Linked DNA regions of Homo sapiens: regions 2 and 3 are each linked to region 1. The links are chromatin contacts, found by Hi-C or POLR2A ChIA-PET in ENCODE. All regions are on one chromosome and are shown on one strand. Each heading gives the region's core, a stretch centred on a gene start or an enhancer-like site at or near the end of the contact. The rest is flanking DNA. Distances are from core to core; before and after follow the strand shown.

Evidence for each region. Hi-C counts contacts between places; a loop is a spot of excess contacts on that map. ChIA-PET counts read pairs that join two places held with the same protein, here RNA polymerase II (POLR2A). Pooled maps may share reads with other maps.
Region 2: a pooled map shows a loop between it and region 1 (4-fold over the local background). The contact joins the promoter of ATP8B1 here to the promoter of FECH in region 1. A Hi-C loop is called at or near these places in 4 of 50 pooled maps. POLR2A ChIA-PET finds 5 or more read pairs at or near these places in 3 of 52 experiments (CD4-positive, alpha-beta T cell, GM12878 and Panc1).
Region 3: a loop to region 1 is called in a map with no recorded cell type, with 7 times the contacts of the local background. The contact joins the enhancer-like site here to the promoter of FECH in region 1. A Hi-C loop is called at or near these places in 1 of 37 single-sample maps with no recorded cell type and 4 of 50 pooled maps. POLR2A ChIA-PET finds 5 or more read pairs at or near these places in 3 of 52 experiments (GM12878, H1 and Panc1).

Annotation. Positions count from the first base shown.
Region 1 is chr18:57,585,014-57,589,017 of GRCh38, forward strand. FECH (ferrochelatase) reads right to left here and starts at 1,689. Exons shown (of 11, transcript NM_000140.5): 1 at 1,541-1,689. The coding sequence starts at 1,607. RefSeq lists silencers at 1,381-1,430, 1,441-1,500, 1,511-1,870.
Region 2 is chr18:57,801,519-57,805,522 of GRCh38, forward strand. It overlaps ATP8B1 (ATPase phospholipid transporting 8B1), which reads right to left and starts at 1,797. Exons shown (of 28, transcript NM_001374385.1): 1 at 1,480-1,797. RefSeq lists an enhancer at 1,417-2,054.
Region 3 is chr18:57,747,035-57,751,038 of GRCh38, forward strand. The region is part of intron 1 of ATP8B1 (ATPase phospholipid transporting 8B1); the gene reads right to left. Among named protein-coding and RNA genes, the nearest start is that of ATP8B1, 54 kb to the right of the region's middle. Within about 2 kb of position 1,882, at least 7 of the 41 ENCODE cell types and tissues checked have a DNase peak (open chromatin) inside an H3K27ac peak, as active enhancers do; they include Panc1, where a contact is called at or near this core.

The DNA.
Region 1 (4,004 bases), core at 439-2,938:
AAAAAACAAAAGAAACAAAACGTTTAAAGTTTGGAAAGAAAAAGGCACCAAGAAAAAAAATAATTCATATAGATAGCTAAACAGACAGATAATATATGGCCCACCCCCGGAAGCTTCTTATTAATTCTGTAATATGCTAAATACATAAAGTATAAAACTTTGCTTTTCCACTTTTACTTTCAGAACTCATTTTCGGAAATAATCCTCAGTGTTTTCTCACACAGAAGTTGATCTTTTCCTATCAACCAAAATGATGAAGTATTATAACTATGCCTTCAAATCAAAGTCTGTAACACAAATAAGACTCCAAATCTACTTCTGCTAGCGTTTCTGAATCTTTCCACTTTTAACCTAGACTACAAATAATTTAAAGTTTCACATATTGTTCCACGACCTCAAATCTAGGACCTGTCAGACTTTATTTGCCACAGGAAAGGTCAGTGAAAGAAAAGATTAGTTCAATACTTCTTTCAGCCCCACGACTGGCACTGTGCTGCCTCTTCTTAAAAAACAATGCCCTTTGTCCCCCAGCGCCCTTAGTGAGCTAGCCTCATTGTACACTGGGTCCTTAGTATTTTCCTAACAAAGGCACGTCTAATGAGATATGGAGGTTCAGAGGGGATTCCCTCCACTCCAAGTAGGTGTCAGACTGACGAACGTCTTAGAAAAATATGTCCGGTCTGTGTCCAGTCACCGTTCGGATGCATTGAATAAGCATCTTATTCGTGGCAGCCTTCTGCATGAATGGCTAGACATCTTGAGGATGCCTGTGTACTACTGTGTGCCAGGCAAGGTGCTCATGTTCAAGGCAAGCCTTAAAAAAAAAATTAGGATTTCAATGTACATTTACCAAAGCTCTGGCGAGGTTAGGTGCCTTGTTCAAGGTGTCACAGTTGGAAATGCTGTCCCAGCCAGGTGTGTGAGATCCACAGTCCCATCAGCTCATCCTGTGGTCACAACCTATTCACGGTTTGCATCAGAAACGTGGGAGGCTGTTCCTGGGTCTTACAAGTTCCCCAGATATCTCTAGAAAACGCTAGCCCAGGCTGCCCCACGGGGGGTCCCGCTGCTAAGGAGAAGTGGGCACAGAGGGACCAAGGACCATGGGCTTTCCTCAGCAGGGAGGGAACTGCAGGGCAGATGTCCATGGTGGTGATGATGAAGATGCCTTCCTTACTATCCTCTATGGCAGGCCCATAACATACCTTCCCTCGCGTAATCTTCTCAACAGCCTGGTTATTGCAGGTGACAATAACCAAGGCTCTGGGAAATTCCAGCCACTGCTCCAAGCCACCCAGCCGACCGATGGGACTTGAACCTGCGCCTCCTGGATCCGGGCGCCCTCCCCGCGGCCTCCCGAGCCCTGAGTGCTGCCCTCAGCCCTCCCTTCTCCGCGACGCCCCTCGCCCGGTTGCTCGCAGCACCCCCAAGGCCGCTCCCCGAATCCCCCGGGCGCGAGGGCCCGGGCGCCAGCTGCCCGCTCTGCCCACGCCTTCTCAGGGATCCTGGCCCTGGCGGCCGCCGCGACAGACCCACTTACGCGGATCGCGGAGCAGGACGCCCGCGGCGCGCAGGGCCGCAGCCATGTTTGCGCCGAGTGAACGCATTGCCTGGGCAGCCTCGGCCCGAGTCCGGGCTCCTCCCGCGGCGGCGCGCCCAGGTGTCCGCCCAGCAGTGGCCGAGCCGGGTAGCGATCCCCACGCGCGTCCCCAGCCCCCTGACCTCGCGCCCTCCCGGCGCGCCCGCTCATTCGCTGCCGGGCCGGGGCGGGCGAGGCCAGGCAGAGACACGCCCCTCGCGGAGAGCCCGCCCCAGCTGGGCGCCGCTCCCTGCGTGAAAATGGGCCCGGGGGCTGAGCTAGAAGCCCGCTCCCCACCACCATCGCAGGTCACTGCAAAACCTGCTGGACTCCTAGTTGCGTGCCCTGTTTGCATCTGCCAAACTAGCGAAGTCAGGATCCTCAGCCATGACTCAGCAAATAACTTTTTTCGACGTTTCCATTACTATTATTTAGATATAAGGATGCTTTTGCCTCAGTTCTCCAGTTTGCCTGCCTAGTCACAACACAAGTGTGCAGATCCTGTTTTGTTTTGCTTTATTTTCAGAATAGAAAAAGGGATTATTCAGTTTCTCTGCACCCTCTCTGTGTAGCAGAATTTGACAGGTGAAACTCACTGAAGAGCATTAGGAAAAGTGAAGGCCAGCCTGGCAAGTGCATTTCTTGGAGGGACGGTATGATGAGGTTTGTCTGTATCATATCCGCGCACCTTCCCAGTTTAGCCGCCCGTCCCGCCCCCAAGGTCGCACACTGAGATCACTGGGAGGAACAGGCGCCCATTTCATTCCTACACCTCCGTCAGCCCACCCTGCCTATATATGTTCAGTGCATTGTGGAGTAGGAAACCAGCCCTTGGTACAGAAAGGTCTCAGGCATCGGTATTCATTGAACAAATATTGAGCACCTACTATGTGCACTGGGAAAACAGTAGTGAAAAGAGTAGACGGGGGCTTACATGGGGTTAGGGGAGACACAGAAAATAATCACAACATGTAATACTTTGAATGATGGAGCCCTTCCACGGCCTCCCCTCTTCTTTTTCCCTCTCAGGACAAAAGAAGAATGAAGCAAGGTAAAAGAGATGGGGTAGGGTGGGGGAAGGGACTAATGCAATTTGAAGCAGGTGGGTCAGAGTCTCACACATTCGAGCAAAGGCCTTATACACATTTGAGCAAAGGGGGCAAGCCATATGGAACATTCAGGGAAGATGGAGTCTAGATTCAGCTGAAACCCAGTTTTCTGTAGCTTAAATATGTGCTACTGATGGAATTAGTTTATTTCTTATTAAAGTTGGTCCTCCTGATGGTTATAAGCCCAATGCAAAATGTCAAATTAAATGGATAGCCTTTCATATTACCTACATGATCTTCATATCCAAGCGGATGTCCTGAGAAAAGCACAGTAAAACCTGCTCCAGGTATCAACCCACCTTCCTTATATGTGTGGCTATTCTCTACCCTCATAAAAAAATTATAGTCTTCTTAAGTTGCCCTGTAAAGAGGTGATCTTCATGGATAACATACTTCTCTACCTACAGTCTGAACCCATTTTTGTTGTTGTTGTTGTTATTTGTTTGTTTTGTATTTCCAGTAGATACAGAGTTTTGCCATGTTGGCCAGACTGGTCTCGAACTTCTGACCTCAAGTGGTCCACCCACCTCGGCCTCCCAAAGTGCTGGGATTACAGGCGTGAGTCACCATGCGCGGCCTGAGCCCATTTCTTCTAAAGAAACTAAATTGAAAGGCTGCACACCTCGCAATGCTGTGCTGGCAGACATGTAGACAAGGCCAGAGAATAAAATGGCCGGGGGGGTTAGACGTCTGAGCTATGAAGGCTCTTCTTGTCCCCTCTGGGAGGCCCTGGAGAAAGTCATCCCCTCCATCCAGGGTGCTGGGCCCTCCTGCTGGGTAGAGATAAGGGGGCTTCTGGTCCCTCCCAGGCAAACGCTGATGATTAGTGACAAGGCATAAAGGTGCCAAGTCTCACCAGTACAAAATCAATGGCTGGCGTGGGTTAAATTTCTGTCCAGAAATGATTATGGAACTAGCAAGACATACTTTATTAAATATTTTAATGAATCAGCATCATTTCATTTCTTTTATTCGCATCTTGCACTTTCATTTTTACTGACTTCTTTTTTTATTTTTTATTTTTTCATTAATTAATTAATTTTTTTTGTTTTTTTTTTTTTTAGAGGGAGTCTCACCCTGTTGCCCAGGCTGGAGTGCAATGGCACGATCTCGGCTCACTGCAACCTCCGCCTACTGGGTTCAAGTGATTCTCCTGCCTCAGTCTCCCGAGTAGCTGGGATTACAGGTGCTTTACTGACTTTTAAAAACTCATTCAAAATTCCTCATGTATAAAACCTCCTGGTGCACATATTAAGAACTCATGGGTTATAACTGAAAACAGAACTTCATTCTTTTTCCCCAACAGAGAGTACCAT
Region 2 (4,004 bases), core at 547-3,046, 220 kb after region 1:
AACACAAAAGTATTCCTTAGCGGACGAAAATTAGCGCTTCTACTTCACATTTGCTGTCGTGTCCCCCATATATACGGGCTCGTATTCACTATCCCTGGAGGCTTTATCACGCGTGGTTTTTTTTAGCTTTTGTTCCTGAAAGCAGTTAACCTTCATCGATAACCTACCGTGTGCCGGGTGATCTCCAAACATCCCACTAGTTTTTTCTTTTTTTAGTTTCCCATGGGTAGTGGCAAAATTTTGAAGGCAATGCAACCAGGAAGATGGGAGCGAATATTTTCTCACGCCAACAGGGAGGCCAGTTTCCGGGAGAGGAACTCGGCGGCGTCTGGAGCTACCCAGGAAGAGCTTGCAGCCCCCAAGGGCAGCGCGTGCAGGCCAAGGGGGTCGGGTAGGGTTGAGCGGGTACTCACCGGGCAGAAGCGCGGCCCAAGTCCTCCTTACTTCTGCGTGTCAATCCCCCTTCCCCAATTTGCATCCTTACTGCAATCCAGTCTCCCCCGTACAACCGTCACGGATCTGCGCTCCGAGCACCGCCCCCCCCCGCAACCAGCCACCAACCCCCGGCAGGGACCACAGGCACACGCCTCCGTCGGAAAAGTTGGGCAGACACTTCAGAACTTTTCTTTCACTTTGGGGAGAAGGAGGGAGTTGGAGAAGTGGGGGCGAGGGGTGTTAAAGCACTGGGCCATTCTCTGCAACATCTCCCCGCGCCCCCCAACAAGTTGCCCCTCCTCGTGCACACAGCGAGGTGACAGCGCAGGGCACCAAACTGCTGAGGGAAGGAGATGCCTGCAGCCATCTCAGCGGGGCTGGCGGACGCGACCCGACAGTCACCGGAAAAACAGTGGTGTCGGTCTTCCCCATCACCTCCCCTCCCCATCCCACAATAAAGCGCACGGAAGATGTCTGGGAGTACCTGGCCCTGCCACAGGAGCTGGGGAGGAGAGCGATCTCACCCCCTCCATCCCTCCCGGCAGGTGGGCCGCGGTCAGATACGTTTGGCCCGCAAGTCCTTTTCGGACACGTTGGCATCTGCTCCCAAAGAGCGCCCCAGCAGGACCCGGTCACCGGGGTCTTCCAGAGGGGCGGTAGCCACCGCACAGGAGCCAGCGGCATCCCCCAAGGAGCCGCAAGCCCTACCTGGCTTAACCCCCGGACATGTGTGTCGCTACCGATCGAAGAACCCAAACACCCCGAGATTTCCCTCCTCTAGGCAGGTGAAAACCCCACGGAACTCTCCGCAGCGCTGCCTGCCCAGCCGGCCGTGTCTCGCCGTCCCCGAGGCCTCGGGGGCTCCCAGCACCTCCACCCAAATCCCACCTGTGCGGGCTCGGGAGTCCGAGGGCGCTGACAGCTGCTGCCGCCGCATCCCGGATCTCCAAAGTGCGGCGGGAGCGGCCAGGGAACCTGCAGGACACCGCCGGGCCAAGGGGCTTGGGAAGGTCTGGGGGCCCCCGGCGCCGCACCCCTGCTTACCTGGCGTTCGCTGGGCCCCGGCTGGGGCATCCGCCTGGTGCGCGCCGCTCGGAGCGCTCGCTGCGCACCTGGCCGCTGCCGCCGCCCGCCCGGCCCCAGCCCTGGCCGCCGCGCTAGCGCTGCATGGCGCACGGGGGCTGGCCGGGGGCCCGGGGAAGCGTGTCTAGTTGGCGGCGGCACCTCCGGCTCTCGCGGCTCGCTAGTGGCTCCCCCGCCTTTCCCCGCCCCGCGTCCGTGCACCCTTCCTCTGCAGCCGCCCTTTTGCCTCCGCTCCGCCGGACCGGCCAAACTGGTTTCTCCGCTCGGGGAGGTGCCTCTGGTTTCCCTCCAGCAGCCGCGGCCGCCGAGCCTCGCTGGGGCTGGGGCTGGGGCTGGAGGCGGGCTCGGCCTTCTCCCCTCCCTTTTTCCCTCCCTAGGGCGGAGAGGGGCTGGACTGCAAGCCCCGGGGCGGCCCGAGGCGGCCCAGGTCCAGCTCCTGCCCCACGCCCTCCGTGCGTCCTGGAGTCAGGTGGGCACCCCTTTCAGTCTTCCGAGCCCAGCCTACGAGCCCTTGCCTCGCCCAGCCTGAGACCCAGTTGCTGCGGCTGCTCTTAGCTCCCCGGGGGCCGCACTCGCCACCACACCTCTCCAGCCCAGCGTCACTTTCCCGCTGCCCTTGGCTGGCTTGGCCGTCACCCCGGGTCGAGGACTGAGCCAGCCTGGAAAGCTGGCGGGGCCGCGGCGCGCCCGGGACCTGAGCTCCCTCGGTAAGGGGAGCTGTGTCCTCTTGATGCCAAGTCATGTTTGGGGACCGGTCACCGAATGCGCGTCAAAGTTCGCCGCGTGGAGGGTGAAGAAAGAGGCTGCGCCTCAAGACTTCCAGAAACGTATCCTGTGATTGCAGCCAGCAGGCTTTCTGCCGAGTCCAAACGCTATCGAGTTTTTTTGGGTTTGGAGTCAAAAGGAGTTAAGGTGCGGCCCGTGAACCACGCGGTGTAGGTGGAAATTTTGGACTCAGCGCCTCGTTGCTGGCTGGTGTCTGAGCGGGTGAATCGTGCCTCCCTGGCAGTATAGACATTACCCTCCTTCTTGAGTAGACTTTTGCCGCTCCCCGACTATGGACCGAGTCGTTGGGATAAGAATGGAGGAAAATCAAAGATCAGAGTTTGCTTAAAATGCAGTAGGGGAGCCAGGACTCCCACACGATTCCCAGTCACCTAGAGGCTCACATCTATGCCCAAGAGTCCAGACTCCCAACTGGGTCATCACAGAGGCTTCCTACAGGAGGCCGTGCTTGATGGGACTCAAAGATCCACAGCTTTAAGGATCAGAGTTGTGTAGAGAGGGTATTCAACGGGTGGCCAACTGGTAGAATCTTGTCTGATACCAACCCCGAGGCTGCTCTAGGCTTCTTTTTCATGAGTCAAACTTGATCTCTGACTAGGTGCTGGTCAGTCACTCAATCTATCCAGGCCTCAGTTTCCTCATTTGTAAAATGAGATTGGACCAGATGGTCTCTTCCAGCACTTATATTCTGAAGCTAACGACAGAACAAAGGTACCGATGCAAGAGAACATAGGGCCTGTTGGTGACACTGGTTGATCTAAGACATTTAGACTTGTTTTTGGTAGCACCTGCAAACCGTTGACAATTTAGGACCGAGCATGAGCATGATCAAGGTTGTGTTTTAGGGAAAATAATAGGGAGATAGTCTAGAGAGGATAAAACTGAAGATGGGAGAATCACTTGAGAGGCTGGGACAGCGACATACGGAGGAGTTGCCAGGGGAAGTAAAAAGGAGGAAATTCAAGGGACACCACAGAAGAGAGATAGGGCACGAAGTGGCCACAACCTGCAACTGACTGGGAGAGGGGAGCAATGGAAGGTGAGCCAGGTTCTCAAGACTGGGTTATGGCATGCAAGGAGCAGCAGACTCCAAAGGAGGGAAGCCGTTTAGGAAGACTCTGCCCCTATCTGGATAAATGCCAGCAAACCTAGGAATCAAGAGGGGATTCCAGACTAAAGGGGGCACCCCCTCCTTGCAGATCCACTACCAAGTGCTCAACCTGTCCAAGAAAATGTTACATAGAAGAGACTAAACAAGGACGCATCCAATCTACACCTGTACCTAGATCTGATCAATACCATTCTGATGTCTGCATTTATTTACTTGTTTATTTATTTATAGAGACAGGGTTGGGTTTCACTATGTTGCCCAGGCTTGTCTTGAACTCCCCAGTTCAAGCGGTCCACCTGCCTCAGCCCCCCAAGGTGCTGGGATTACAGTCATGAGCCACCACCTGTACTAAAAATACAAAAATTAGCCAAGCATGGTGGCGGGCGCCTGTGGTCCCAGCTACTCAAGAGGCTGAAGCAGGAGAATCAATTGAACCTGGGAGACTGAGGTGGCAGGCAGTGAGCCGAGACTGTGCCACTGCGCTTCAGCCTGGGCAACAGAGCGAGGCTCTGTCTCAAAATAAAATAATATTCTTTCATTCAACAAAGATTTGAGTGTGAGTGCCTACTGTGTGTCAGGCAGTTTTCTA
Region 3 (4,004 bases), core at 632-3,131, 160 kb after region 1:
GTCCACCATTTCCTCCAAGAGCCCTTGCTGATCCTCAGCAAAGATCCCCAACCATTACTTAGCACTAAGGACAATGGACCTTGAGTGCCTTGGAGAGGGGCCAGAGACAAAGATAGCTTGAAAAGTCAGTGGCCCAGGCCGGGCGTGGTGGCTCATACCTGTAATCCCAGCACTTTGGGAAGCCGAGGTGGGTGGATCACCTAAGGTCAGGAGTTCAAGACCAGCCTGGCCAACATGGTGAAACCCCATCTCTACTAAAAATACAAAAATTAGCCAGGCGTGGTGGCAGGCACCTGCAATCCCAGCTACTTGGGAGGCTAAGGCAGGAGAATTGCTTGAACCCGGGAGGTGGAGGTTGCAGTGAGCTGAGACCCCACCACTGCACTCCAGTCTGGGTGACAAGAGCAAAACTCTATCTCAAAAAAAAAAAAAAAAGAGAAAGAAAGAAAAGTCAGTGGCTCTCCTTAGTGATCTGTATCCAAAGCTGTGGCTTCAGCTGCAAATACAAACAGATGCTCTTAAAATTCCCACATGGCTCCTTTTCATTTGTAAATCTGTCTCAAATTTCCAAATATTTATATGTAAACATGTTCCAAAGCTTAAACAGACACTAAGGTGATTGGCACATTAAGTATGATTAGGGCACTTACTTGGTATCTTTTCTAGATACTATCATGGTTTCCTGAACATCTAAGACTGGTCGACAGAGCCTTACCTCTCATTCCATCTGAAGGTTAACACCTTTACAAATTCTGGGTCTGAGATATTTAATCACTGTCTCTTATGCTGTATTTCAAGTCAGCTTAGAGTACTCAACTTAGATTACAAACTCTTCCAAGGCAGCAGAGTTCATATCCTAAGTTTTGGACCAAGATTCTACTGCAAACATATGGTTAATATTTTATAGGTCCCTTGGAAATACTTGCATTTGGCTTGAAATATCTACAGAGCTTCCTACCAACAGTCAGCAATTCTATCTGTTCTGGCTTTCAGAGTTTGAACAGGTCAAATATAAGGAGTGTGTCCAAGCTTCTCCTACAAATCTGATCAGTTTAAGCACCCATGGTAAGACTTCTGATGTAAGGCTTCTGAAACTCCCCATGTTTTCCTAGGATGATGGTGGCGTGCGTTTACAGAGAGCTAACTATGTGTTCTATGCATCAGGCTCTCCACTATGTATTCGCATTAGCTTACTTTGTTTGAGGATCAAATTATTATCCCCATTCTACAAATAAAGAAACTGTAACTGAGAGGTTAAGTTCTTTGCCCAAGGACATATAAGGGGTAACCAGAATAAAATCCCTTGGAGACATGCTGCCACAAGCCAAGGAACTTCCAGAAACTAGGAGAGAATCCTGAAACAGATCCTTCCCCAGCACCCTCACAGGGAAGATGGCCGTGCAAAACCTTGATCTTGAACTTCTGGCTTCCAGATTTGTGAGACAATAAGCTTCTGTTCTTTAAGCTGCTCTGTGTGTGGTACCTTGTTACAGCAGCCCCAGCTAACTAATATATGGCTTGAATGTGTAGCTTTAACATCGGAGAGGGCCTTTCAAATTCCTTAATTCCAACAAACAGAGGACTCCACAGTCAGGTACTGCAAATTTGTTACTTAATGTCTTTAAATTCTGAATCCACCTTTGCCAAGACTATGTGCACAAAAGGAAAAACTGTGGTTACCTTTTGTAACAAGTTATATAAATAAGAACTAAATGACCATGTTTTCTTTTCTCTCTTCTAATTACCCAAAGGTTAACATGCTATTTTAAAGTTTAATTTAATTTAATTTTGCAGCTTACCCAGGTTTAACAGTTATTTGCAGAGAATAATCAGAAGGAACTGCAACTGGTGTTTAATGCAAATAAGGCCAGGCTGCTGAACTAGGGATGACTCATGCAGGCCTTGTGCAAACATCTAGTCTGATTTGCATTTAAGAGAAAAGGTACACCTATAGAAGTATCCAACATGTATTAAAACATCTTCAAAATGTTTTGGAGTTTTAAAGAAGTGCCCATTAAAGATGCTTTCTGCTCCACCTCTTAAAAAAAGCATGGCCCCAGGAAAAATGATAATGTATTCTAGAACTTTTTTCTGCTGTGATATTTTCTCCTCCCAATCAATGTTTGCTTCCCCTTTAAAATCTCTGTGTACTTTCATGGGTGCAGTAGCACATGGTGATGAGGGCTTGGGTTTGATTGAGCAATGCTCACCCCATCTCCAGCCCCTACCCCACAAAGGCAAGTAGTACAGAGAATATATATACTTATGATTCTGACATAAAATAAAATGTAAAGCCAATCAAAATGTTTGCATATTTTTTGCTTTTCCACATTCCCCTTCTCCATAGACCTAGACTTCAATCAACCTGCATCTCCTATAAAGAGAAAATGACTCTCTTGAATGCAACTGGACTCCAATGAAAACAATCCTCTTTAACTCTCTTGTTATCATAATACTATTTATAACTTTTACTCAATTAATGTTATTATAAGCTCTTATATATTCAACATGTTACCAACCTGAAAACTTACCCCCGAATTAACCTGATTTAGGTGAAGACACCCTATAGAACTCTGAGTTGAGTCAGGAAGATTGATCCATTATTTAGGAAACAGAGCTCACTGTCATTGTCCCCTGTAGGTCTAGGGAGGAAGCAGGCTCTGGCTGAATTGTCTAGAGGATTCTCTCCCTTCCAGCAACCAATCTCCTTCCCACCCCATCTCCACTCTTGTGAGCAAACCTTCAGCTGTCCATCAATAAATCATGCCAGGGATAAATTCCCAACAATAGCAAATCTAACTGGCCTCAACTTGCTATTTTAACACTTTGATCCTAACTTCCGAGAGCTCTTTTTAAAAAGAAAGGAAAAAAATGGAATTAGTGTAAGAATAGAGAGAAGAGCATTAAGGATAAACTAGGGGTTTAGTGCCGGGTGCAGTGGCTCACACCTGTAATCCCAGCACTTTGGGAGGCCAAGTTTGGTGGATCACTTGAGGTCAGGAATTTGAGACCAGCCTGGCCAACATCATGAATCCCCGTCTCTACCAAGAATATGAAAATTATCCAGGCATGGTGGCGTGAGCCTGTAATCCCAGCTACTCAGAAGGCTGAAGTACAAAAATCGCTTGAACCTGGGAGGTGGAGGTTGCAGTGAGCCGAGACTGTGCCACTGCACTTTAGCCTGGGCAACAGAGTGAGATTCCATCTCAAAAAAAGAAAAAGAATAAACTAGGGGTTTAAATAGTCCCTAAATCAGCAATCAGAAATAAATCAAGAGTACCTGCACACTGCACAACTCAAAGAAAATTACTGAAAAGCCTTTAAATGTCACATGGATTTGAACTTTACTATTAGATATCTGGAGCTAATTAAAATATTTTCAAAGCATGTTTTAAAAGTGCTCTGAATAGACTGTGCTCTGGATTTACATGATGCCATCCTTTCAAATATTTCGGAGTTGTGACATAGGCTCTTCTACAATATTCATCAATGAAAAACTGAGCTACACTCAAGAGCAAAAGCTGGTGTTTGGGCCACAAAACGGTCACCTCCAAGTGCTCCGCAGCTAGGCCTGCCTTATATATCAGTTCCTAGGCTCATTCTGGCTATTGCCCTACCCATCCTCAGAGTCCAACCTACTCTTTTCCTCCTTCATCTTAACAGACGTGTCTACAGTGAATTTGTGTCTTAGTTTTCCAAAGCTTAAACCTCAGGTACAGAAAACAATGTTGCACTAACCATGACAGCTAACTTTGTGCATGTTTGCATGTGTCACATGAGTATTTAAATATTATCAATGTTTGGCTGGGCACGGTGGCTCATGCCTGTAATCTGAACACTTTGGGAGGCCAAGGCGGGTGGATCGCTTGAGACCAGGACTTCGAGACCAGCCTGGCCAACATGGTGAAACTCTGTCTCTAGTAAAAATACAGAAAATTAGCCGGGCGTGGTGGCGCACACCTGCTATAATCCCAGCCACTTGGGATTCCGAGGCACAAGAATTG